2 separate regions of the Homo sapiens genome follow, and region 1 is linked to region 2. Evidence: read pairs that join two places in POLR2A ChIA-PET (ENCODE). Cell type or tissue: endothelial cell of umbilical vein. All regions are shown on one strand. Each heading gives the region's core, and the rest is flanking DNA. Links, peaks and the distances in the headings are about the cores only. Region 1 has its middle 20 kb from the start of SPRY4-IT1. Region 2 overlaps SPRY4-AS1 (SPRY4 antisense RNA 1).

Evidence for each region. Peaks named below come from ENCODE experiments on the same cell type or tissue, not always from the same donor. Only the 100,000 strongest peaks of a DNase experiment are listed, where the experiment ranks them.
Region 1: POLR2A ChIA-PET joins it to region 2 with 14 read pairs; 2 of 35 experiments call an interaction of 5 or more read pairs at or near these places.

What each region holds. Positions count from the first base shown.
Region 1 is chr5:142,291,795-142,303,923 of GRCh38, forward strand. No RefSeq gene overlaps it. Among named protein-coding and RNA genes, the nearest start is that of SPRY4-IT1, 20 kb to the right of the region's middle. In endothelial cell of umbilical vein, for the core only: no CTCF peak of the experiment used is centred there; DNase peaks (open chromatin) are centred at 1,867, 3,797 and 5,397; H3K27ac peaks cover 4,666 bases.
Region 2 is chr5:142,416,748-142,428,876 of GRCh38, forward strand. All of the region lies in intron 3 of SPRY4-AS1 (SPRY4 antisense RNA 1), which reads left to right. Among named protein-coding and RNA genes, the nearest start is that of SPRY4-AS1, 98 kb to the left of the region's middle. In endothelial cell of umbilical vein, for the core only: no CTCF peak of the experiment used is centred there; DNase peaks (open chromatin) are centred at 9,764 and 10,034; H3K27ac peaks cover 1,986 bases.

The DNA.
Region 1 (12,129 bases), core at 1,355-9,354, 130 kb before region 2:
CTTTGCCTCCAAGATGGCATCTTGAACACTGCATCCTCCAGAGGAGATTAATGATGTATCCTCACATGGTAGAAGGGATGGACGGGCAAAAGGACCTCACTAGTTCCCTCCAGCCCTTTTATATGGTCACTAATCCTATTCATAAGGGTTCTGTCCTCATTATGTAATCACCTCCTAAAGGCCCCACCTCTTAATACTGTTGCATCAAGGATTAAGTTTGAACATAAATTTTGGAGGGGACACAAACATTCAAACCATAGCAAAGGGGATGGACATTAAACAAACAGTTATAACACAGCATGGTCAATGAAGTGCAGACAAATGCACTTACCACATGTCAGGCACTCTTTGAAGGTCATTACTTACCTTATTTAATCTTCACAACTGTCTCATGAAGCAGGTACTATTTTCTCCCTCCTTTTAGATGCAGAGACTAAAATGCAAGAGGGGTTAAGTAACCTCCCTACACCACCCAGCTGCTGTTGGAGGTGGGATGAGAAACCAGGCAGCCTACACTAAGTGGCAGAGGGACACCTGACCAGCTTGACACAGGAGAGGCTGCATGGAGGAAAAGATGACCGAGTTGACCTTGAAGGTCAAGTACATCAAGTAGGAATGAATAGGAGGCAGGGGATTCCAGGCAGAGGGAGCAGCATGTGGAAGTTTCTCTCTGCTGTGCAAAGCTCAGAGTTTAACCTGGTTTCCTTTGTCTTTAAAATGGGAGTCACATGGGCCAGGCACAGTGGCTCATGCCTGTAATCCCAGCACTTTGGAAGGTCAAGGTGGGCGGATCGTTTGAGCTCAGAAGTTCGAGACCAGCCTGGACAGCATGGCGAAACCCCAGCTCTACAAAATAAATAAATAAATAAATAAACAAAATTAGCCAGCCAGGTGTGGTGGCACACCCTGTAGTCCCAGCTACTCAGGGAGCTGAGGCTGGGGGATCACTTGAGCCTGGGAGGTCAAGGCTGCAGTGAGCAGGAGTGGGTGACAGAGCAAGACCTTGTCTCAAAAAAAAAAGGGAGGAGTCACTTTGTAGTGATAATAATTGTGAGGATGAACAAATGTATATATAATATGTAAAGTGCCTTACACAGTGCCGTGGTGCATGAACGCCCAGTAAATTCATTCATTTGTTCATTTGTTCATTCAACACATTTTTATTAAGCACCTACCATAAGCCAGCTTCCTGGGCACTGGGAATATAATGGTGAGCAAAGACAAACTCCTTGCCCTCATAGAGCTTACATTCTAGTAGACAAGACAGACAATAAACACCTAAAGTAAAAAATGTAAATATAAAATAAGAGCAGGTAGTGATGAAATATAAACTAGGCTAAGGGGAGGTGGGAGGTTGAAAGGTGGACTATTTTGGACAGGGAGGTCAGATAAGCCCTTTCTGGCCGGGCACAGTGGTTCACGCCTGTGATCCCAGCACTTTGGGAGGCTAAGGCAGGCAGATCACCTAAGGACAGGAGTTTGAGACTAGCCTGGCCAACATGGTGAAACTCTGTCTTTACTAAAAATACAAAAATTAGCCAGGCGTGGTGGTGAGTGCCTGTAATCCCAGCTACTCAGGAGGCTGAGGCAGGAGAATCGCTTGAACCTGAGAAGTGGAGGTTGCAGTGAGCCAAGATCATGCCACTGCACTCCGGCCTGGGTGACAGTGCCAGACTCTGTCTCAAAAAGGAAAAAAAAAAATAGATAAGGCCTTTCTGAGGAGGTAGCAACTAAACAAAGACCTGAATGAAGTGAAGGAGTGGCGAGCCATGCAAATATGTGGCCAAAGAGCTTTCCAGACCAAAGGATCAGCACATCCAAAGGCCGGGAGACAGAACATGCTGGTGTGATGGAAGGACCCTGAGGAAGGCCATGTGGCAGGAAGGAAGTGAGTAAGAGGTAGGGTGGGTGGAAGAGATACAGTCAGGGACAGGTCACTTGGAGCCCATGGGCCACTACGTGGACTTTAGACACTGTTTTAAAGGAAAAGAGAAGCCTGGGGATGTGGGGGAGAGGGGGTTGAGCGGAGGAGTAACTTCTGATTTTGTGCTAGGTGTTAGGTATGGCTCCAGCCTCCCAGCGCCACCCAATCTAATGAGAGATGACTGTTATGCTTTGTTTTGAGACAGAGTTTCGCTCTTGTTGCCCAGGCTGGAGTGCAATGGCACAATCTGGGCTCACTGCAAACTCCACCACCTGGGTTCAAGCGATTCTCCTGCCTCAGCCTCCTGAGTAGCTGGGATTATAAGCATGTGCCACCACCCCTGGCTAATTTTTTATTTTATTTTATTTTTTAGTAGAGATGGGGTTTCTCCATGTTGGTCAGGCTGGTCTTGAACTCCTGACCTCATGTGATCCTCCCGCCTTGGCCTCCCAAAGTGCTGGGATTACAGGCGTAAGCCACCCCGCCCAGCCAGAGGAGATGACTGTTAAACAACCAGTGTGGTAAGTGAAACAATAGACAAATCAGAATGCTAGGACTTCCTATGCCAGGCACTCTTGGAAGGCTGTGACTTCTTTTATGTCATTTTCACAAGTGTCTCATGAGGGGGGTACCATTACTCTCTCCCCTGTTCAGATGCAGAGACTGAAGAGCAGAGGGGTGAAGTAGCCCAAGGCCACCCTGCTGGTAAACGCTCCCAGCTGATTCCCTCGGGGAGGCAGGGGGAGACCTGTTTAGAGATAATCCAGAGAGAGAATGGTGGCTTGGAGGATGGTGGCAGATGTGGAGATGGTGAGAACTGATAGGATTCTGGATCTGTTTTGGCAGAGGTGGTGAGAACAGATCCAATCATTTGAATGTACACCTTTAATTTTCAATACACGGCCGGGCACGGTGGCTCATGCCTGTAATCCCAGCACTTTGGGAGGCCGAGGTGGGCAGATCACGAGGTCAGGAGATCGAGACCATCCTGGCTAACACGGTGAAACCCCATCTCTACTAAAAACACAAAAAATTAGCCGGGCGTGGCGGCGGGCCCCTGTAGTCCCAGCTACTCGGGAGGCTGAGGCAGGAGAATGGCGTGAACCCGGGAGGTGGAGCGTGCCGTGAGCCGAGATCGTGCCACCGTACTCCAGCCTGGGCAACAGAGCGAGACTCTGTCTCAAAAAAAAAAAAAAAAAAAAAATTTTCAATACGATTTTGCTGCTGGATCAGATGTACGGTAGGAAATAAAGAAAGAAGCCAAGAATGAGCCCAAGATTTTTGGCCTGAGCTACCAGGTAAATTGAATCTTAGATGAGGAAAGCTGTAGGAAAAGCAGGCTGGGAGAGAAACCGAGACTTCGGCTCGGTTAAAACGCGTAAAAATACGCGTTTACGGAATGAATGAAAGCAGCCGCCGAATGCTGGGCACCCACCCTTCTCACGCTCTTTCATCGCAGTGGAGGGACATCTGCGGTTAAAATGGTTGAAAAGTGCTTTTTAGTCAAGTCTTTCTCACACACACGCCTCACCCCCACCCCTGGGTTCCAGAGAGAGAGGCCCATAGCTGTGTGACCTTCTCACTTTGTTTTTACACCTTTAACTTTGTTTTGGCAGCTTTGACCTGAAGGCAGCAGTTCCAACCCGGTTTGTATTCCTGGGTCAAGGAGAGGCTTCCTGCCTGGAACTCTTCCCCTGGCTCCCCTTGAAACCCCCATCCCTGGGCTTTTCTTTGTATGTAGATCACGGTCCTGTAGTCCCTGGCAAAGGCAGAGGTGGGTTGGGGGCCTGCAGGGCTGGGAAGTGTGAAGTTTCTCCGCTGTTAGAGGAAGCCCGGGTGATTCAGTGAGCTGGGCGCTATCTTTAGGAAGGAAAACATCACGTAGCGGGGGATCTCTATCCGGGCCATTTGTCTGCCTGCTCCCTCCCCAGGGAGGTCTTCCCAGAGGCCTGGCAGCCCCTTCCTGCTCTTGCTTAAGCCGTGTGACAGGCGTCTTTAGTTCTGAATAACTCTAGACCTGTAGATCCAGTTCATCCCCGTCTTGTGTTATTTGAGCAATTCTTGCAGATTTTTCTTTGGTCTCTTTTTTACGGTGTGCATGTGCATGTAAGGACTAAGTCCGGGAAGCCTGCTAGGTAAAACCACAGTGGAGGCTCAGACCCCCAAATTTCAAACCAGGTTTCAGCTCAAACATCACCTTCTAAGAGAGGCCTTCCCTGACCACTACCTGCATCATTTGCTACCTTGTTACCGGACTTAATTTCCCTGCAGCATTTTTTACTCTTTAAAATTATCCTGACCATCTATTTCTTACGTACCTGCTTCTTGTCTGCCTCCTTCACTCTAGAATGTATGCACCCTCCATGATGGTCTTGCTCCTTACATAGCCTGAGCCCAGGCCTGTGCCTGGTACATACTGGGCCCTCAGTCAAGGTTAGTTGACCTGGTTGACCTTGACCTGGTTGACCAGCTGTAAGGCCCTCGGGGAAGGCCAGTTAGCAGGCACTACCTCTGCTCTTGTTTGGATCTCTGCTAACTATAAGAGGATCTGAGTTATAATTTTTCCTTTTTCAGCTGTGGAGCTTCCCTGACCCTTTATCAGCAGGCAGTGGGGACTCTGGGGAGCTTTATCAACTCTATGCAAGAGAGAAAGCCACTTTTGTCCCTCCTTTTCCCCTCGAGAGCTTCTCATATCATCTCAGCCTCTGCCTTCCTGTGTCTCTCTAGATCTGTGCTCTCAATTTGTCCCCACCCCACATATCACTGTGGTTCTCCCCGTCTGCCCTCCGTTTCTCTATTTCTGTCTCCCTCTTCTCCTCCTTCTCCCTCAGCTCTATGTTTTCTTTCCTTTATTGAGTTCTTACCTCATGGTAAATGCTATACACAGACTCTCACTGACCTCTGACAAGAGTCCGTGTGAGAGAGGTCATTATTACCCCCATTTTCCAGATGGGGAAACTGAGACGTGGGGAGGCTCCTTTAGTGTCAAAGCAGTGCTTGCAGGTTGTTGGGTTTTTTCTTATCCCAAGGTCAGAGAAACTTGGGGAAGTCAGAGCTAGAAGGTGAGAGACAGCTATAAACTGCCTCCACCAGGTCATCTGTGTCATCTGCTAACTTCAGCAGATCCTTTTTGGGGAAGAGGTGGTAAGGCAGATGGAAATAAAGCTTTCTTCTTATTCAGTCTACCAGAAATATGAGCTCTTCAAACTTTAACATGGAGGCAGAAGGGCCAGGATGAATCAGGTTAAACCATGATCTCCCAGACTGCATTTTCAAGAGACGTGTGGGGCAGCCTTGGAAATAGCTACTCCCCAGCTCGCCTGGCCTGGATAAGTTATTGTTAAAGAGTAAAGGGAAATGATCCTAATGGATTCCGCTTCCGGCCTCCCCCACGGAGTGGGCTGGTAACCGTTATTTACAAGGCTGCCTTATTCATGGCCACTGAAGCTAGGAGAGGCAGGATGGAGACAGAATCCAACAAATGGTTTATTTATATCTACATCCCAGACCTCAAAAGGAAAATTCCCATACTTAGACATTCCTAGATGGCCTGCGACACAGGATATTTAAAGTAACAATGGGCCAAATTCTTGCTTACATTTTTGGCAGGGCTCCAGTCTGAAAGTCCACAAGAGAAAGACTTGGGCTGTATAACATGGAGGGAGGGGGGACTGTTTCTAATTTGAGACCTGTTTAAGATCTGACTTCCCCCTCCTTCCTGGAGTTACAAGGAAAATATGATTTTGATTTTAGAGACAACATTCCATGTGATCCACTTTGGAAGATTTTAGAAGTTGAAGCTCTGTGCCCTCCCCCTTGCCTTTGAGAAAAAGGGGGTTGTTAAAAGAACTAATAGAACACACTTTGAAAAACCCTAGAACTCCTCTTCCATTTCTTCTACCTGTGTCAGGGGTTGGCGAGGGGAATAGCCACTACCTATGGGCAGTCTAGTAGCCAAACCCTCTGAATGCTGCAGATGACCATATAGAGCTGAATATGGTTGTCTACAAAATAGTCATTGAGCCATTTAAAACATGTCTTTGTGACATTAGTTCCAAGGAAAATCTCAGGAAGGGTTTTTAATGGTGACTTATTAGCCTGGGCAACATAGCAATGTAAAAAATCAATTAAAAAAAAATTAGGGCCAAGCATGGTGGCTCACGCCTGTAGTCCCAGCTACTCGGGAGGCTGAGACAGGTGAATCGCTTGAACCTGGGAGGCAGAGGTTCTGGTGAGCCAAGATCACGCCATTGCACTCCAGCCTGGGCAACAGAGCAAGACTCCATCTCAAAAAAAAAAAAAAAATTAGCCAGGTGTGGTGGCAGGTACCTGTAATCACAGCTACTTGGGAGGCTGAGGCAGGAGAATCGATTGAACCCAGGAGGTGGAGGTTGCAGTGAGCCAAGACTGCACCACTGCACTCCAGCCTGGGCAACAGAGCAAGACTCCATCTCAAAAAAAAAAAAAAAAAATTAGCCGGGTGTGGTGTCACACACCTGTATTCCTAGCTACTCCGGAGGCTGAGGTGAGAGGACTGTTTGAGCTCAGGAGTTTGAGGCTGCAGTGAGCTATGATTGTGCCACTGCACCCCAACCTGGTGACAGAGTGAGACCCTGTCTCTAAAAAACAACAACAAAAAATAGTGACTTATTGTACTTATAGTCAAGGTGAATTTTTTCCCAATAACTTTATTGAGGTATGATTGACATATAAAAAGCTGTGCATATTTAATATATACAATTCAATGAGTTATGACCTTCCCAACCCTATGATAATTCTAAACACCAGCCTTGTAAAGAAATAGAAAAATGTACTAGCTCTGTAAGTTAGGAAGCCTTTGGCTGCCAGTCATAAACCAGCTCACCCAGCGTGGCGGCTCATGCCTGTAATACCAGCACTTTGGGAAGCTGAGGTGGGTGGATCACCTGAGGTCGAAAGTTTGAGACCAGCCTGACTAACATGGAGAAACCCCATCTCTACTAAAAATACAAAATTAGTCGGGCGTGATCGTGTGCATCTGTAATCCCAGCTACTTGGGAGGCTGAGGCAGGAGAATTGCTTAAACCCAGGAGGCAGAGGTTGCGGTGAGCCGAGATCGCCCCATTGCACTCCAGCCTGGGGCAACAAGTGCAAAACTCCATCTCAAAAAAAAACAAAATAAAACAAAGAAACTTCCCAGAAGTCCCCCTAGATTTCCCCTCACCTCCCATCGGCCTGCACTGCATCACATGCCAACACCTGGTACAGTCACATTTGATAAGACTCCTCTGGGTTTTACAGCTGGAGACGTGAATAGGGTTATTCTTCCCTGAGTCACATGGGAAGGGGGTGAACTCCAGAACAAACGTGGGGCAGCAATAAAAAATGAAGGATAGCTATCAACCAAGGTGTCTGCCACAGTGGCTGTGATCAAAAAAATGTGGAAGCAATGTAAATGTCTATCAGTGGGGGAGGGGTTCATTCATTAAAAGAAAAGAAAAAAGTACTGATAGTCAATATAGTGATAACCAATATGGATAACTAGGTAGTGTCTAGAACCTGCAGATAGAGCAGTGAATAAAACTGCCTTTGATTCAGTGGTTCACGCCTGTAATCCCAGAATTTTGGGAGGCCGAGGTGGGCGGATCATTTGAGGTCAGGAGTTCTAAGCCAGCCTGGCCACAATGGTGAAACCCCGTCTCTACTAAAAATACAAAAATTAGCTGGGCGTGGTGGTGGGCGCCTGTAATCCTAGCTACTCAGGAGGCTGAGGCAGGAGAATCGCTTGAACCCAGGAGGCAGAGGTTGCAGTGAGCAGATGCCAGCCTGGGTGACAGAGCAAGACACCATCTCAAAAATAAATAAATAAATAAAAAATAAGCAAATAAAAATAAAACTGCCTTTGAAGGGGAAAAGACAGATAGCAAATAAAGTAATGAGCACATGTGTGATATAATTGCAAATTGAAATAAGGACAGCAAAGGAAAAGACAGCAAAGGAAATAAGGACAGCAAAGAGAATATCAGGGCAGCCCAGGAAGGCCTTCTTACCTTCCTGAGGGTAAGAAGGAGTGAGCCGTGGGTAAGGGAGTGGAGGACTATGGAGTATTCCTGGCAGCAGCAAGAGCTTCTGAAGCAGGAAGGGCTCAGAAGCAGGAAAGGGCTGCTTAGCTTCTTGAGAGAGTTATAGGAGGTGTGGGAAGGGGCACAAGATAAGGGTGGGAGAGGATGGAGGTAGCCAGGGCTAGATTAGGTAGGGTCTTACAGGCTTCAGTAAGAAGTCTGACTTTATTCCTAAAACCAATGAGAAGGAACTGAAGTTTATTGTTTATTTATTTATTATTATTATTATTTATTTGAGATGGAGTCTTGCTCTGTCGCCCAGGCTGGAGTGCAATGGTACAATCTCTGGTCACTGCAACCTCTGTCTCCTGAGTTCGAGCGATTCTCCTGCTTCAGCCTCCCGAGTAACTGAGATTACAAGTGTGCACCACCATGCCCAGCTAATTTTTGTATTTTTAGTAGAGACGGGGTTTCGCCATGTTGTCCAGGCTGGTCTCGAACTCCTGACCTCAAGCAATCCGCCAGTCTCAGCCTCCCAAAGTGTGGGGATTATAGGCGTGAGCCACCGCACTTGGCCTGTTTGTTTTTAATTATTTTTAAACCCTTTTTATTTTGGAATAATTTTTGATTTACAGAAGAGTTGCAAAGATGGTACAGAGAATTGCCCTATATTTTTCAGCCAGCTTTCCCTAATTTTAATATCTTACAAAACCATGGTACATTTATCTAAATCAGAAATTAACATTGGCACAATCCTGTCTAGATTTTATTCAGATTTTACCAGTTTTTCAACTACTGGCCTTTCTCTGTTCCAGGATCCAGTCCAGGAAAACATTTACTTATCATGTTTTTCCCAGTCTGTGACAATTTGTCCGTCTTTCCTTGTTTTTCAGGACCTGGACACTTTTGAACAGTACTGGTGAGGTATTTTGTAGACGGTCCCTCAATTTGGGTTTGTTGGATGTTTTCTCATGATTAGGTTAAAATTATGAATCTTGGGAAAGAATACCAGAGGTGAAGTGTCCCTCTCACCACATGATATCAGGGGTATCTGATAACATGACTTCTTATTTTTGAGGCAGGGTCTCGCTCCATTGCCCAGGCTGGAGTGCACTGGCACCATCATGGCTCACCGCAAGCTCCAACTCCATGGCTCAAGGGATCCTCCCACCTCAGGCTCGCAAGTAGATGGGATACAGGCGTGCGTCACCATGCCTGGTTAATTTTTTTGGCATTTTTTGTAGAGACAGAGTTTCACCATGTTGCCCAGGCTGTTTCGAACTCCTGGACTCAAGCAGTCCGTCCACCTCAGCCTCCCAAAGTGCTAGGATTACAGGCGTGAGCCACTGGGCCTGGCCAATATGACTTATTACTGGTGATGTTTAACCTTCTTCACCAGGTTAAGGTGGCATCTGTCAGGTTGTAAAGTTGCTATTTTTCCTTTTCATACTCTGTTCTTTGGAAGTGGGTTACTAAGTCCAGCCTACACTCAAGGGGAGGGAGAAACTAGAGGGTTTTAAGAAGGGGAGTGACAAGAAAGAACTGGATAAATAAATGATGGTCACTGTGTAATACTCCAAGTTGTGCAGATGTGAAGCTTACAGCCCAGTCAAAACTGTGGATTTTAAAGGCAATATCCTTTTATGTCTCCTCCTGTTTATTTTCTTGGTTATCTTTAAGGTGAATCCCACACCATCTAGGATTTTGCCCTAATTCAGAGATATAGCACTTGGCAGGTCTTCTGAGGCAAAGGGAACGTCCTGTGCCCCTCAGTGCCTCACAGCCTGCCCTGTGTCTGCCCCTTCCCCCTGACCCCACTTCATGCAGGGACCCAACAAGTCTCCTGTTTTTGCTCACTGGCCTCCTGGGCAGGGCAAGCAGAGGGTGTGGCTAGTGTGGTCCGGGTGTGGCTAGTGTGGTCCAGGTGAGGTTTGTGGCTGGGTGTGAGAGCAGAGCCTGTCACAGGAGGCGGTAGAAAGAGGAGGTGATAAGACCATAAAATGAACGACAACACAATACCAGCTATTATAAAAGACAAGGTGGAGCTAGAGGTGTGGAAGGATATCCATGTGTAATGTTACACAATACACAGAAAAAAGCATTTTGCAGAACGGCTTGGTGCAGTATGATCCCATGTATGGTTTTAAAGATAGAAGGGCAATGCCTAGCACATAGTAGACGCTCACTATTTGTTAAATGAATCAATGCATGGTATATACCAAAGTGTTACACTAAAGCTGGGAATACGGTGGGGAGAGTTTTATTTTTCCTGCTGTTTTCCTTTTTGCAATAGTCATGTTATTTTAACATGACATTACTGATCCTTAATGTATCTGTCTGGTGGCCATACATGCTTTAGAAGGGCCAGGAGAACCACATGGCATAAATTCCTACAGTGGCCTCCTTTTTATTCTTCTTAAAGGTATTCATCACAGGCAAGTGACAAAGGGAGCTAAGGGGTGGGAATCTACCAGGTTCAGTTTTGGAAACTACGGGTTTTGAAGACCTTTTACAGCCCATGAGTGATTCTACAATGCAGTCAAGGCTTCCGGCTCAGGCCTCTCCCCCTATACACCAACCGTCCCCATAATTGGTAACCACAAGACACCCTGCTGATGCCTCTTCCCAGTGTCCATGGGTGGGTGGCTGGGTAGAAAAGCAAGGGTCTAGGGTCAGGCCTACACAACCTTGGGCATATGGTTTCATCTTCTAGATCCTCAGTTTCTTCATCTGTAAAACTGGGGTTATAAAAGTACTAATGCAGCCGGGTGCAGTGGCTCATGCCTGTAATCCCAACACTTTGAGAAGCTGAGGCAGGTGGATCACTTGAGGTCAGGAGCTCAAGACCAGCCTGTGCAACATGGTGAAACCCTGTCTCTACTAAAAATTCAAAAATTGGCCGGGCACGGTGTTTCACGCCTGTAATCCCAGCACTTTGGGAGGCCAAGGTGGGCAGATCATGAGTCCAGGAGATCAAGATCATCCCGGCCAACATGGGGAAACCCTGTCTCTACTAAAAATTAGCTGGGTGTGGTGGTGCGCGCCTGTAGTCTCAGCTACTCGGGAGGCTGAGGCGGGAGAATTGCTTGAACCCGGGATGGAGAGGTTGTAGGGAGCTGAGATCACACCACTGCACTCCAGCCTGGGTGACAGAGCAAGACTCTGTCTCAAAAAAAAAAAAAAAAAAAAGGACAGAAAGCACTTTGTTGGTTCACATTGTACTCAGCACCCTGGCACATGGCAAATACTTAAATGTCAGCCATACAAGTTGGAAGCTGGTACTATATCGCTATCATTATGGCTATGCAGTGGAAACACTGCTACATAATCGTAGCAATTTTTTTTTGAGACAGGGTCTCCCTGTCACCCAGGCTGGAATGCAGTGGCACGATCTTGGCTCACTGCAGCCTCAACCTCCCCAGGCTCAAGTGATCCTCCCACTTCAGCCTCCCACAGTGCTGGGATTACAGGTGTGAAACACTGTGCCTGGTCCTAGCCATAGCTATAGGACAGAAATAAAGTTTAAGGCTACATGTCCAACTCTCTTTTGACTGTCCTCTCAGTTTATTATTCATTAATTAATACCTTTAATGAATACATTTAATGAGCATCTGCCACTCCTATGCCAGATGCTGTACTGGAAGCTTCCCAAAAGATGTGAGGTATATTGAAATTACTGGTCCCCCACTCTCACGGCAGTGGGTGAGACCTGGGGAGGACAGAGCCCCTGGATATCAGTGTCCCTGGAAGTTAACTTGTTGGTTTACCTCAGTGGACAACCCAAATATCACGTTTATGTGGATTGTGAAGAAGGCCGGGAAGCACTAGAGTCGTGGACAAAAGAGGCCAAGTTGTCTGCTCTCATCGAGCTTATCCCCCAGTGGGGAACAGACAGGCTGCGAACAAGTCAGCAAATCACCGTTCACTGTAGGAGTGGTGGCAAAGAATCAGATGCAGAACAGGGAGAATCAGGGTATGGCCAAGTGGGAGTGTTACTGATACATCATTAAGGGTGATGTCACTTTTGTAGAATTTTTTTTTTGGAGACGCTATAGATTGGTTCATAAAACCACAATTTCCTAGAGAGATAGAAAACCTGGCTGCTGTTCTTGGCTTTGCAACTAAGCTTCTGTGGGACCTTGGGCAAGCCGCTTGTCTCCTCTC
Region 2 (12,129 bases), core at 2,534-10,533:
CACTCCCAATATCACCAAGGGGCAGAGCAAGAGAAAAGCGAGCAAACAGACTTGTATATAAGTATTCATAGCAGCTTTGTCATAGCCAAGACCCATAAACAACACAAATGTCCACTTGCGGATGAATGGGTAAACAAATTGTGATATATCCAAAATGCCCCAGGGTGGTATTTCCCCTCCGAGAACCCAAAATCCAAATTTCTTTTGAAAATTATTTTATTTTTATTTTTATTTTTTTGAGATGGAGTTTCTCTCTTATTGCCCAGGCCGGAGTGCAATGGCGTGATCTTGGCTCACCGAAACCTCCACTTCCCTGGTTCAAGTGATTCTCCTTCCTCATACTCCCAAGTAGCTGAGATTACAGGCATGTGCCACCACACCCAGCTAATTTTGTTTTTTTAGTAGAGACAGGGTTTCACCATGTTGGTCAGGCTTGTCTTGAACTCTTGACCTCAGGTGATCTGCCTGCCTCGGCCTCCCAAAGTGCTGGGATTACAGGTGTGAGCCACTGTGCCCGGCCTTTTTTTTTTTTTCTTTTTTCTTTTTTTTTTTTTTCTGAGACGGAGTCTCGCTGTATTGTGGAGGCCAGAGTGCGGTGGCACGATCTTGGCTAACTACAACCACTGCCTCCTGGGTTCAAGCGATTCTCCTGCCTCAGCCTCACAAGTAGCTGGGATTACAGGTGTGCCCCACCATGCCCGGCTAATTTTTGTATTTTTAGTAGAGATTGGGTTTTGACATGTTGGCCAGGCTGGTCTTGAACTCCTGACTTCAAGTGGTCTACCTGCCTCGGCCACCCAAAGTGCTGGAATTGCACCTGTGAGCCACTGCACCTGGCCTTCTTCATAGATTTTTTTTTTTTGAGACGGAGTTTCATTCTTGTTGCCCAGGCTACAGTGCAATGGTGTAATCTGGGCTCACTGCAACCTCTGCCCCCCTGGGTTCAAGTGATTCTCCTGTCTCAGCCTCCTGAGTAGCTGGGATTACAGGCACCTGCCACTACGCCTGGCTAATTTTTGGTATTTTTAGTAGAGACAGGGTTTCACCATGTGGGCCAGGCTAGTCTCGAACTCCTGATCGTGATCCACCCACTTCCACCTCCCAAAGTGCTGGCATTACAGGCATGAACCACTGTGCCTGGCCAGATTTTTAAGTGTATGATATGGTATTGCTATCTATAGGTACAGTGTGATACAGCAGATCTCTAGGACTTAATCTTGCATAATTGAAACTTTATACTGTACCCATTGATTAGCGACTACAAATTTCCCTTTTGCCCCAGCCCCTGGTAACCCCATTCTCCTCTGATTCCATGAGTTCAGCAATTTTAGATCTCTCCTATAAATAGAATCATGCAGTATTTGTCCTTCTCTGACGGGCTTATTTCACTTGGCACAGTGTCCTTCAAGTTCATCCATGTTGTCATGTATTGCAGGGTTTTCTTCTCTTTTTAAGGCTGAATAGTATTCTGTTATATGTATATACCACATTTTAAAAATCATTCATCTTTGGATGACATTTAGGTTGTTTCCAAATCTTACCTATTGTGAATAAGTGCTGTAATGAACATGGAGTGCAGTTAGCTCTTTCACATCCTAATTTTAATTATTTTAAATAAATAACCAGAAGTGGGATTGCTGGATCATGTAGTAGTCCTATTTTTAATTTTTTAAGGAATTTCCGTACTTTTTTCCATAGTAGTTCCACCATTTTGTACTCTTACTAATAGTGTACCAAGGTTCCAATTTCTCCACATCCTCATCAATGCTTGTTGTCTTTTACAATTTATTTTTGTTTTCTTAAATAATAGCCATCCTGACAGGCTTTTAGTAGTATCTCATTGTGGTTTCATTTTGCATTTCCCTGATGATTAGTGATGTTGAGCATGTTTTCATACACCTGTTGGCCATTCATATGTTTCCTTTGGCAAAACATCTATTTGAGTCCTTTGCCCCCTTTTTTTTTTTTTTTTTGTAGAGATGGGGTCTTGCAATGTTGCACAGGCTGGTCTTGTGTATATACATTTATGTTGACCTTTTATTCCTCGTAGTAACCTTATGAAATAGATACTAATTATTATCTATTTTTAGATGAGGAAAATGGGACATGAAGAGGTTAAATAGGTTGTTAAAAATCACATGCAGGTAAATGGCAGAACTGAGGTTTATAAACCTAGATGGTCTGGTTTTGGAGTTCCTGCTCCTAACTGTTGCACCATATTGCCTCCCAACGTTTAAAAATTAGGAGCTTTCAGCTGGGCGCAGTGGCTCATGCCTGTAATCCCAGCACTTTGGGAGACTGAGGCGGGTGGATCACCTGAGGTCAGGAGTTTGAAACCAGCCTGAACAACATGGTGAAACCCTGTCTCTACTAAAAATACAAAAATTAGCTGGCTGTTGTGGCATCTGCCTGTAATCCCAGCTATAAAAGAGACTGAGGCAGGAGAATTGCTTGAACCCAGGAGGCGGAGGTTGCAGGAAGCTGAGATCGCACCATTTGCACTCCAGCCTGGGCAACAAGAGCGAAACTCCATCTCAAAAATAAATAAATAAATAAAAATTAGGAGATTTCCTGTCAAACCGTGGAGAGCTGGCTTCTCTTGAAAAATCAGAAAAAGAGAGGACACTGGGCCATATCCCCTGAGGTCACAATTGGCTCGTGCTGCATCAGGCCAGTCCCTTAGCGAGGTGGTGTTCTCTGGCTCACCCCCAGCCCCACCAGTCCCCCACTTCCCTGACTCTGAGTTCCTGTTCACTTGACCCAGTTCCTACACTCGTTTGTACCAACAGACACTTTAGTCTTCAACCCCTGGGTTAAGGTTGTATGATAATATTTATAGATATGAATATTTATACAAAGAATATTTATGCAAGCACCAGGCACTTTTGTTCTGAGAGAGGAAGTGTTTTCTTCCCCATTTTATGTGTGAGTAACTGAAGCATGGTGAGGGCCCGTACTCGCATGAGTAACAGAGACAGGGTTTGAACTGTGCAGTGCTTTCAGCTGTATTATCTCCCCTTCCTTTGTGGTCTGGGGGTTCCTGCATCCTGTTAAAGATTCTAGGCTGGGCGTGGTGGTTCACACCTGTAATCCCAGCACTTTGGGAGGCCGAGGTGGGCAGATCACCTGAGGTCAGGAGTTCAAGACCAGCCTGGCCACATAGTGAAACCCCATCTCTACTAAAAATGCGAAACTAAGCTGAGCATGGTGGTGTGCACCTGTAATCCCAGCTACTCGGGAGGCTGAGGCAGGAGAATCACTTGAAACTGGGAGCAGAGGTTGCAGTTAGCCGAGAGTGCACCACTGCACTCCAGCCTGGGGAACAGAGTGAGACTCTGTCTCAAAAAAAAAAAAAAAAAAAAAGATTCTAGGGGTAAAGTTGATCATTAGAGCAGATGAAATTTCGGTACTGAAGGAACCACATGTGAAGAAGCCGTACGAACAGCTCACTTCTGTTTTTGTCTATGCACTGAGTAGATTCTAGCCTTAGAGAGCATAGTCAGCTCTCTAGAACTATTTATTGAATGAAAAATAGACCAGGAAGAGTCACCTGTTGAGAGTCTCATAAAGAGGAGAGAAATCTGACAAAATTTCAAACAGCGAATCAGTACCTAGTAGAAATTAAAAAATTTTATTTACTGAATTTTTTTTAATAACTGGAGGAAATGCCCTGTTTGTTTTTTTTTTCTAGCTAGTATTAAGGATTTTTTGTTTTTGTAAGAAAATGATACAATTCTGGCCCATTTCTCAAGCAAGTTTATTTTAAAATTCCCACAATTCTCTTTAAGTGTTTTGGGAGTTGGAGCAAGTGATAACAAAAGCAGCTGAGAAATGAGGCTTTGGCCTGGTTATTGTCTAACCAGGTGGGTTGAGGTCCCTGAACTTTAAGAAGCTTTTGTGCTTCCAGCTGTACCAGGGGGATTAGTGGCTTAGTCCTACCTCATGGGAGCACATTTTATTGTTACTTCTCATAGAGCTGAAACCATAATGTTATGGTTTTTTATACAGCACCATCTGCTTCAGGCTCTCGACATGCTTAGAGTGTTTCCCCTCACTCCCCCTTCAAGTTTCTCCCTCCACATAAGTTCAGTATCTGGAAGAGTGAATTCACTTTGGGCATAGCAACAGATGTGCATGGTAATATGTAAAATGCAGTCGGTTAGTTACCAATCAGTCATGTGGTCATCAAATGTTTAATGCAGACAAGGCAGTGTGCTAGACTGCTGTGATGGAAACAAAGTTAAGTAAAATGTGGTTTTTGCTTTACGGGACCTAGTGGGGGCATATTATACAAAGACATACAAAAGGTTTAATAGCTGTAGGAAATAAAAAAGTTAATGAACATAAGTAGAAGAGAGTATATGCAGCTCATCATTAATTTCCAAATGAAGGCTGCAGTTGTTAAGTGCTATAGGAAGTCAGTGTTCTCTTTGATAAAGTTCCTTCTTGAGAAGCAAAGTCCAGAATGAATGTGCACAATGCAATTAGAGGGACACTTTGACAGGAACAAAGCTGCTTGTGTAAATGCAAGGTCTCTCTTCAGCATGGTCCGGAAATTCATTCTGTAACAAAGAACTGTAATTCCAAGTCAATGACACCTTCTAAATCCTCTCAGACTATGCCCAAAATTATAGAGAAGGAATGGCGAGTCAATTCCGTTCAGTCAGAACTGGATAGCTGTGTACTTTGCTCAAATGCCTGGGATCTAATGGAGATGGGACAGCAGCCAGGAGATAAAGCAAGTCAATACAGGCCTGGGAGAACTCTGATGCTGGAGCAGATAATGAGGAAGGGGCCAGGATTTGAAAGCGTGACCTCTAAGTCTTCCTGTGTAATGAACGGAATATAATGGAGGGCTGAGATCTGAGACCCTAGTGCACCTGTGTCTGTGGCTACCTGGTCAACAGCCTGGCTTTATCCCTAGATAACTTGGATGAGTGCTGTGGGAACTTGACAACCTTCAGGCTACCATTACTGCTTACTGAAAAGAGTAGAAGGCAAGAAATTTCCTCTAAAGGAAATAGGTGTGGGGCTTCGTGGTTAAGAACTTGAACTTTCATGTCAGGACCTAGCTTCCCCACTCACCAGCTGTGTGGCCTTGAGCAAGTCACTTACCCTTTCTGAGTCTCAGATTTATCACCTGAAAAATGGGAGAAAAAATGATATTACCTACCCTGTTGTGTTATTGTAAGGGTTAAGTAAGACAAGGGATTCAAAAGGCACTTAGCAGTGTATATGGCTCATGTGAGATCACAATAAATTATATGTTATTGTTATTAAAGATGATGAGGCAGGAGGATTGCTTGAGGCTAGGAGTTAGAGACCAACCTGGGCCCTCAGCTAAAAAAAAAAAAAAAAAAAAAAAAAAAATTAGCTGGGTGTGGCAGTACATACCTGTAAGTCCTAGCTAGTGGGGAGACTGAGGTGGAAGGATCCCTTGAGCCCAGGAGTTTGAGGTTACACTGAGCTAAGATTGCACTGCTGCACTCTAGCCTGGGCAACAGAGCAAGACCCTATTCCTCAAAAAAAAAAAAAAAAAAGAGTCATGAGGATAAATATTTTTAAATTACTATTTCCTTGTAGAAGTTCAGGAACTGGCTTAGAGACAAAGCAGGAATTATTCCACTCTTCCCCTAGGTTCTCCATGAGCAACCTTTGAGAAGATAGCTAACTCATGTTAGTGTTATAGTAACTCATGGTAGAGGGTGGGATGAGGTTTTATAGCAGGGCCCTCACTTCTAAAATCCAAACTTACATAAAGCTAAAAGGGCAGCTCTCTGAAGGCATAGGTGCAAGACTGCTGCTGAGGGACCAGAATATTTTTATTTCTCTCCCCTTAGAAAATCTTAGAGCAGTGCTTCTTAAGCTCTGACATGCAGATGAGTCAGAGCTTAAGAAGCACTGCTCTAAGACATGAACCTGAGATTCTGCACTTCTAACAAGCTCCCAGATGATGCCAATGCTACTGGCCCTCAGACTACATTTTAAGTAGCAAAGTCCTAAAAGGCCTTGGGTCATTTAGTCTAGTGGCATGACTGAACCCTCTCTATGACTTTCCTGAAAATGCTAATTCAGTTTTTTATTGAAAACCTGCAGTGATGACAAGCTCCCTACATGCCAGGCAGCCTTTTCTGTTTCCAGATGGCAGGCATGATAGGAAGTCTTTTTACTGAGCCGATGCTCACCTCCATATGACACCCATCCATTGGTTCTGGTTTATGACTTTGGCAAGGGGTGGGCGTTACACAGGTGATGCCTAATCCCGAGGCTCTGAACGCTGGTTTTGGTCTTCTACGGGGGTTGTCTGTGGATGGGCTTTGGCAGTGGTGGTGGAGGGGCAGCAATCCCCTAAAAATGTTTGTAGAATTTGGTTTCCATGTACAATTCCCTGCGGAGAGTTCCCATAGCTTTCAACAGTTTTTCAAGAGAGTCTGTTGGCTGTAGAAGATTAAAAAGCATTGGATTCCTCATGGAATGCCATATCCCTCACAGATCTTCTGTTTGGAAGGCTAGACCTTCTCAAGTTTTTGGATCTCTTGTTTATCTGAGTCTCTCTTTTTTTTTTTTTTTTTTGAGACGGAGTCTCGCACTGTCACCTGGGCTGGAATGCAGTGGCACGATCTCGGCTCACTGCAACCTCCGCCTCCTGGGTTCAAGCAATTCTCCTGCCTCAGCCTCCCAAGTAGCTGGGATTATAGGTGCCCACCACCATGCCCAGCTAATTTTTTGTATTTTTAGTAGAGATGGGGTTTCATTATATTGGCCAGGCTGGTCTCAAACTCCTTACCTCATGATCCACCCGCCACCTCGGCTTCCCAAAGTGCTGGGATTACAGGCGTGAGCCATCGCGCCTGGCCCTGAGTCTCTTTTATTTATTTATTTTTACATAAGTCTCCATGGAACATGGTTTCAGGGATCCTCGTAATCCTGATAGTTTTTCCTAGTATGTCTGTATCCCTCTAATTTTGGTACCCAGAATCATGTACAAGCTAAAAAGCCACCTGACCAGCAGGAAGGGTAAGCTGTCTGTCTTTCATTTGACCCGAGGCTTCTTTCAGTTCTTCCTAAAAGTGTAATATCTGCTTTGGAAACCTTGGTACACTTAATAGTGCTGTCAGTTTGGAATGTTTATGTTGCAGATTAAAAAAAAAATTTAAACAGAATTCGTTGGTGTATTTACAGGGCTGGGGGCAGCAGGGTAGCAGTGTCTTCAGGTGAGACTTAATCCAAAGGCTCAGATTCCTTTATCAAAGATCCAGCTTTCTTTTTCCTTCTTTCTTTTTGAGACAGGGTCTCACTCCATCACCCAATCACCCAGGCTGGAGTGCAGTAGCAAAATCTTGGCTCACTGCAGTCTCCATCTCCCAGGCTCAAGTGATCCTCCTGCTTCAGCCTCCCGAGTAGCTGGGACTACGGGTACATGCTACCATGCTTGGCTAATGTTCTTGATTTTTTTTTTTTTTAAGAGTTAAAGTCTCATTACATTGCCCGGGGTGGTCTAGATCTCCTGAGCTCAAGCGATCTGCCCACCTTGGCCCCCAAAATGCTGGGATTATAGGTGTGAGCCACCGCGCCTGGCTGCCAGCTTTTTGTTCTCTCTCTCTCCACAGTCACCAGAGTCCTGAGTCTTTTTCACATGTACTACATTGAGTCTTTTTCACATGTACTACATGAGTCTTTTTCACATGTACTATCTTCCACCATCCTGGATGGTTTGTGTGGTTTCTGGACTATGTATGCGGGATCTGTTCCTGTTATTTATTTCTATAAAGTATCTTGTTAGTCCATTGTCCTGATTATACCATCTCCCCTCTCAGACTCCCTGCCTAGTTTAGGGTCATCTTCAAATCTGATCAGCATGCCAGCAAATTAATGATGTTGAACCAGACAGGGTCAAAGACAGAGCCAACGACATGCCCCTCAGTTACTCCTGCCAGGGTTGGTGTCACATCTCCTTTGAACATGGATGAGCATTTCTCAAAGCATATTCCTTTTTTTTTTTTTCAATATCCTCTCTTGAGGTCACCTTTGGCAGGCTATTGATTGATTGATTGAGACATGGTCTTGCTATATTGACCAGGCTGGCCTTGATCCTCCTGCTTCAGCCTGAGTAACTGGGACTACAGGCACTGGCCACGACACCTGGTTCAAAGCATATTCTGAAGAATACCAGCCTGAAGGATACTCAATAACAGAGCCCTGTGAGCAACACTGGAGACTCAGAAGGGTGAGGAAGGAGAAAAGGGTGGATAGTGAGAAATTACTTAATGGGTACGACATCCATTATTTGGGTGATGGATACACTAAAGCTCAGACTTAACCACTACACAATATATCCATGTAACAACATTGCACTCGTACCTCTTAAATTTATACAAAACAACCCCAAACCAACCAGAGCCCTGTAATCAAATATGTTTAGATAGTGCTGTCTACCGTAATCCCTTCTGGAAGGCTCATGATGCTTATGAGCATATCACAAACTCTGAGAAGAAGTTGTTAGATGTAATTTTCCAAACGTAACTGACCATGAGGCTCTCCCCTTCCCTGCCATGATAACCTGTATATAAATGTTGTAGAGAGCACAGTCTGAGCAGTGCTCATGTGGATATTCCACCCGTTAACATTCCATTTAGTTGTGTTATCATCTGATTTCCTCTGTCATTAACCACAAGGGTGAAGTGACAGATGACATAAAGTGCCTTGCTGAAAACTGGTGTATCTTGCCAGCCTATCACCGATTCAGAAGGGAGTCTGTCTTCAGTTGGACACGATGCACCTGTTGCTGCTCTCATCCTAAGTCTGCCAGGTTGGCAGATTTAGGCACCCTGGCTGGGTACTTTTCAGGTGTTCTGTTAAGAGCAAAACCCAGACAGGCCTGGAGGCTCTCAGGAAAACCCAAAGCCAGGGAGTGGCCTATCATCAACCACAGTGGTCATAGTAACTGAAATTTAATAATAGTCCACAGTTATTGAATTTTTACTTTGTGCCAGGCCCATAATACATACTTCCTCTCCAAATCCTCACAAGAACCAGATGAGATGGGCAATACGACATCCTTACTTTATAAATGAGGAGCCTGACGCATGCAGAGCTTAGAGAGGTTACTCAAAGGGATACAGCTAACAACAAATGGAGCCAACTGTCAAACTCAAGTTTGACTCACTCTGTAGTCCATGTGTTCATCAGATTCACTCTGTTTTTTTTTTTTTTTTCACAATCGCACAATCATCAGGCATTTATTAAATGTCAGCTTTGGGTCTGGCTCAGTATTTGGTGAAATTGAAGACACGACAAAATATTAATAGACACAAGGAATTGACACTTTATTTGGAGGAACTTTTGTAGTTCAACGGAGAGAATACTTAGCAAGCAAATAGAAGTGAGTGCATGAAAACAGAGTGCCAAATGCCACATAAGTGGCACAGGATATGCTTCCGTGGCCTGCTCAGACCTCAACGGCCAGATCTCTACGGCTTGCTTTTAGAAATCCACTTGCCTATGGATGCCTCACTCCCAGTCTTCCGCTTTGTCCATTCTCACAAATTCCCCTGTTTGTCTTTGTCTTCCCCTTGTGTGACCTCCGCTTGTCCCCAGGGGAAACCACTAACCTCTTGGCTCCTCAGTTCTCGGTCTGTGGTGAACTCCCCGCTGACATCCACAGCGCTTGGAGGTGACCTAGTTTGAGTGAAACGCTGGCTTTTCAGTTATATATCCAGTAGGCTGAGCTGGCAGCTTGTCAGCAGGCTCATGTCACCTAATGACTGTGTCAATTCCCTCCTTGCCTAGCTTCCTGCGAGTAAATATCCTCAGGATGCTCTTGGAATCCAGAAGGTGTAGGAAGCCTGTGAGGTGGCCAAAGAGAAAACAGGAAAAAGAAAGGGGGAGAGAAGCAGAGAGGGCCTGCTCCTCCCTGCCAAAGTCAAAAAGAACGCACACCAGGGAAGAAAATGCTCTAAAACAGAGAGAGAAACTTGTGATGAGGTATCTCCCTATAGAACAGTTTTGCTCGAAAGGACATTTGTTTTTAAACAAAAAAATTTTTTTTGGCCTAGTCCGAGCTCTCATTTCCCCCCTCACGCCATTCCTTCCTGTTTGGCGCTTTTCAAGTGGTATTACTTCTCATCCACAATAGTGACCTGCTGGGAGTCATAGCGGAGACATTTCCTCTCCTGTGGCTCTAGTTGTATTTTTAATCATCGACCTCCCCCCTCTTTCTTTCCCCTCTGGTTTTCTTCATAAACATTTTCTTAAGGCTGGGCAGCAAAGCCTCAGGTGTACCCATCACGTCCCTCAAAGCTTAGCTGTGTTTGGGGTTGATTTTTTTTATCCCCTCTCCAGGGGCTGCGGCATCCAGCATTCTGCACCATGACCTCCCTTTTGCCCAGTGAGCTACAGCCTTGAGTTTGGATGGTGCATACTCAGCGGTTTGGCTCTTGCAGTCGAGGGGAATAGTAATTCTGTGAGCTCATTCCCAGGGGAGCTACTCTCAAGATTCTAGGCCCTTCCAGCCCCGTTGGAGTTGGGTTAAAGGTTTCAAGTGGCGGTAGAGACGCTTGCCTGTCCAGCCTTGCCTGGGGCCACACAAGGTCATCTTGGGAGACTGGTCAGCTCCATGGTCCCCTCCAAAGACTTAAGAAGGCAATGTTTAAGTTGCACAAACCACCAGGACAGATGAATTGGTTAAGAGTTCTCTGTCATTTTCTCCAAACAGGTATTAATAAAACCATGGATTCATAATCCTGAAGTTTAGCCTCAAATTTTTCCACCAGAATACTGCTACTTTTACTGAATGTATATCTCCCAGTGTTGAGAAGCAATTCTTCCCTCTCTTTAGTCCTTCCTTTGATCAGTTCATTTGTTCACTCATTCATCCATCCATCTGTATGTTCAGTCGATAAACATTTGTTGAGCAGTTCATGGCCACGCACTGGGTAAACACAACAAACAAGGCCCTGCCCTTTTGCGGTTTATGGTCCATGGGAAGAGACCGCCAAGATGTAAAACAGGAACATGTGGCCATCCACTGGGAACCCGCTATGGAGGGAATGGTGAGGATGCTGTAGTAGAGAAGCAGAATGGGGAGGCCCATCTGAACTCAGACACAAAGGATGTGAAGGAGCTGACAGGTGGGGAGCTGGTAGGTCTACTGAACATTCCCTGCAGACGGTCAGCAGGTATGCACATATATGGCGGGGGGTGGGGGCAGGCTGTTAGGTACAAAACTTTAGCAGTCTTAATCCAATAGGACCCTTGGGGGAAGAATGTCACCATATCAACTACTCAACTTTTGAATGCCAGGGCCCGCCCATGGCAGACAAGAAAAAGATCCACAGCATCTGCCCCTATTCTGCGTACCCACCTGGCCCCACCAAGTTTTATATCCTTGACTGAGTCTGTGATGAACTGTCGGCAGATGTTCATGTGCTGTCTCTTCAGTCAGGTCTGTAATCTCTTGGCAAGCCCATTCTGTCACTCTCTCAGTTCCTGCTGTTGATCCATTCAAGGGAGTGGTTTCCTGAATCCTATCACAGTTTTATGGTACTTGGAGCCCAAAGTTATAACAAATGTTTGCATGATATATAATATGTTCCTTACAATATGCTCACTTATCTATATTAAAAGGTATTAACCACCATTCATAGCAAATGGAACTATGGCTCCAAGAGGATAAATAACCTACGGAGCTCCAGGCTGGTGAAGGAGAGGAGCTGGGAATCACTCCTGCGTTTTCTGGCTGTTAAGTGACTTTCTCACCAATTTGAGTTGCAATTACTGTCATGGATACCAGTTGGGTACAGTTTCTGTTTGGAGTCTTCTTGGGAAGGGATAGAACAGTCAAGAAACTGCCCCACTATCAAACCCACGGAATCCAAAGAATTTGCATCCACAAATCTCCTGCCTCTCATGAAGCCCATTCTGCTTGTCCCACCCTGGTGAGACTTTAAAGCTGATCCCTGAGCTGAAATGACCGGATGGAGTGAGCATTATGTATTATGTTGTTATTTAATAAAGGGTGTGTTGTTCCCTACTTGGCAGTGGGGCCAAGTCGCTGTTCTAGCAGGTGGTGGGTAACTGAACCCAAGCCCCCTGATCTTCTCTCAGGAACTCCCTGGTCAAGCCTTTGAT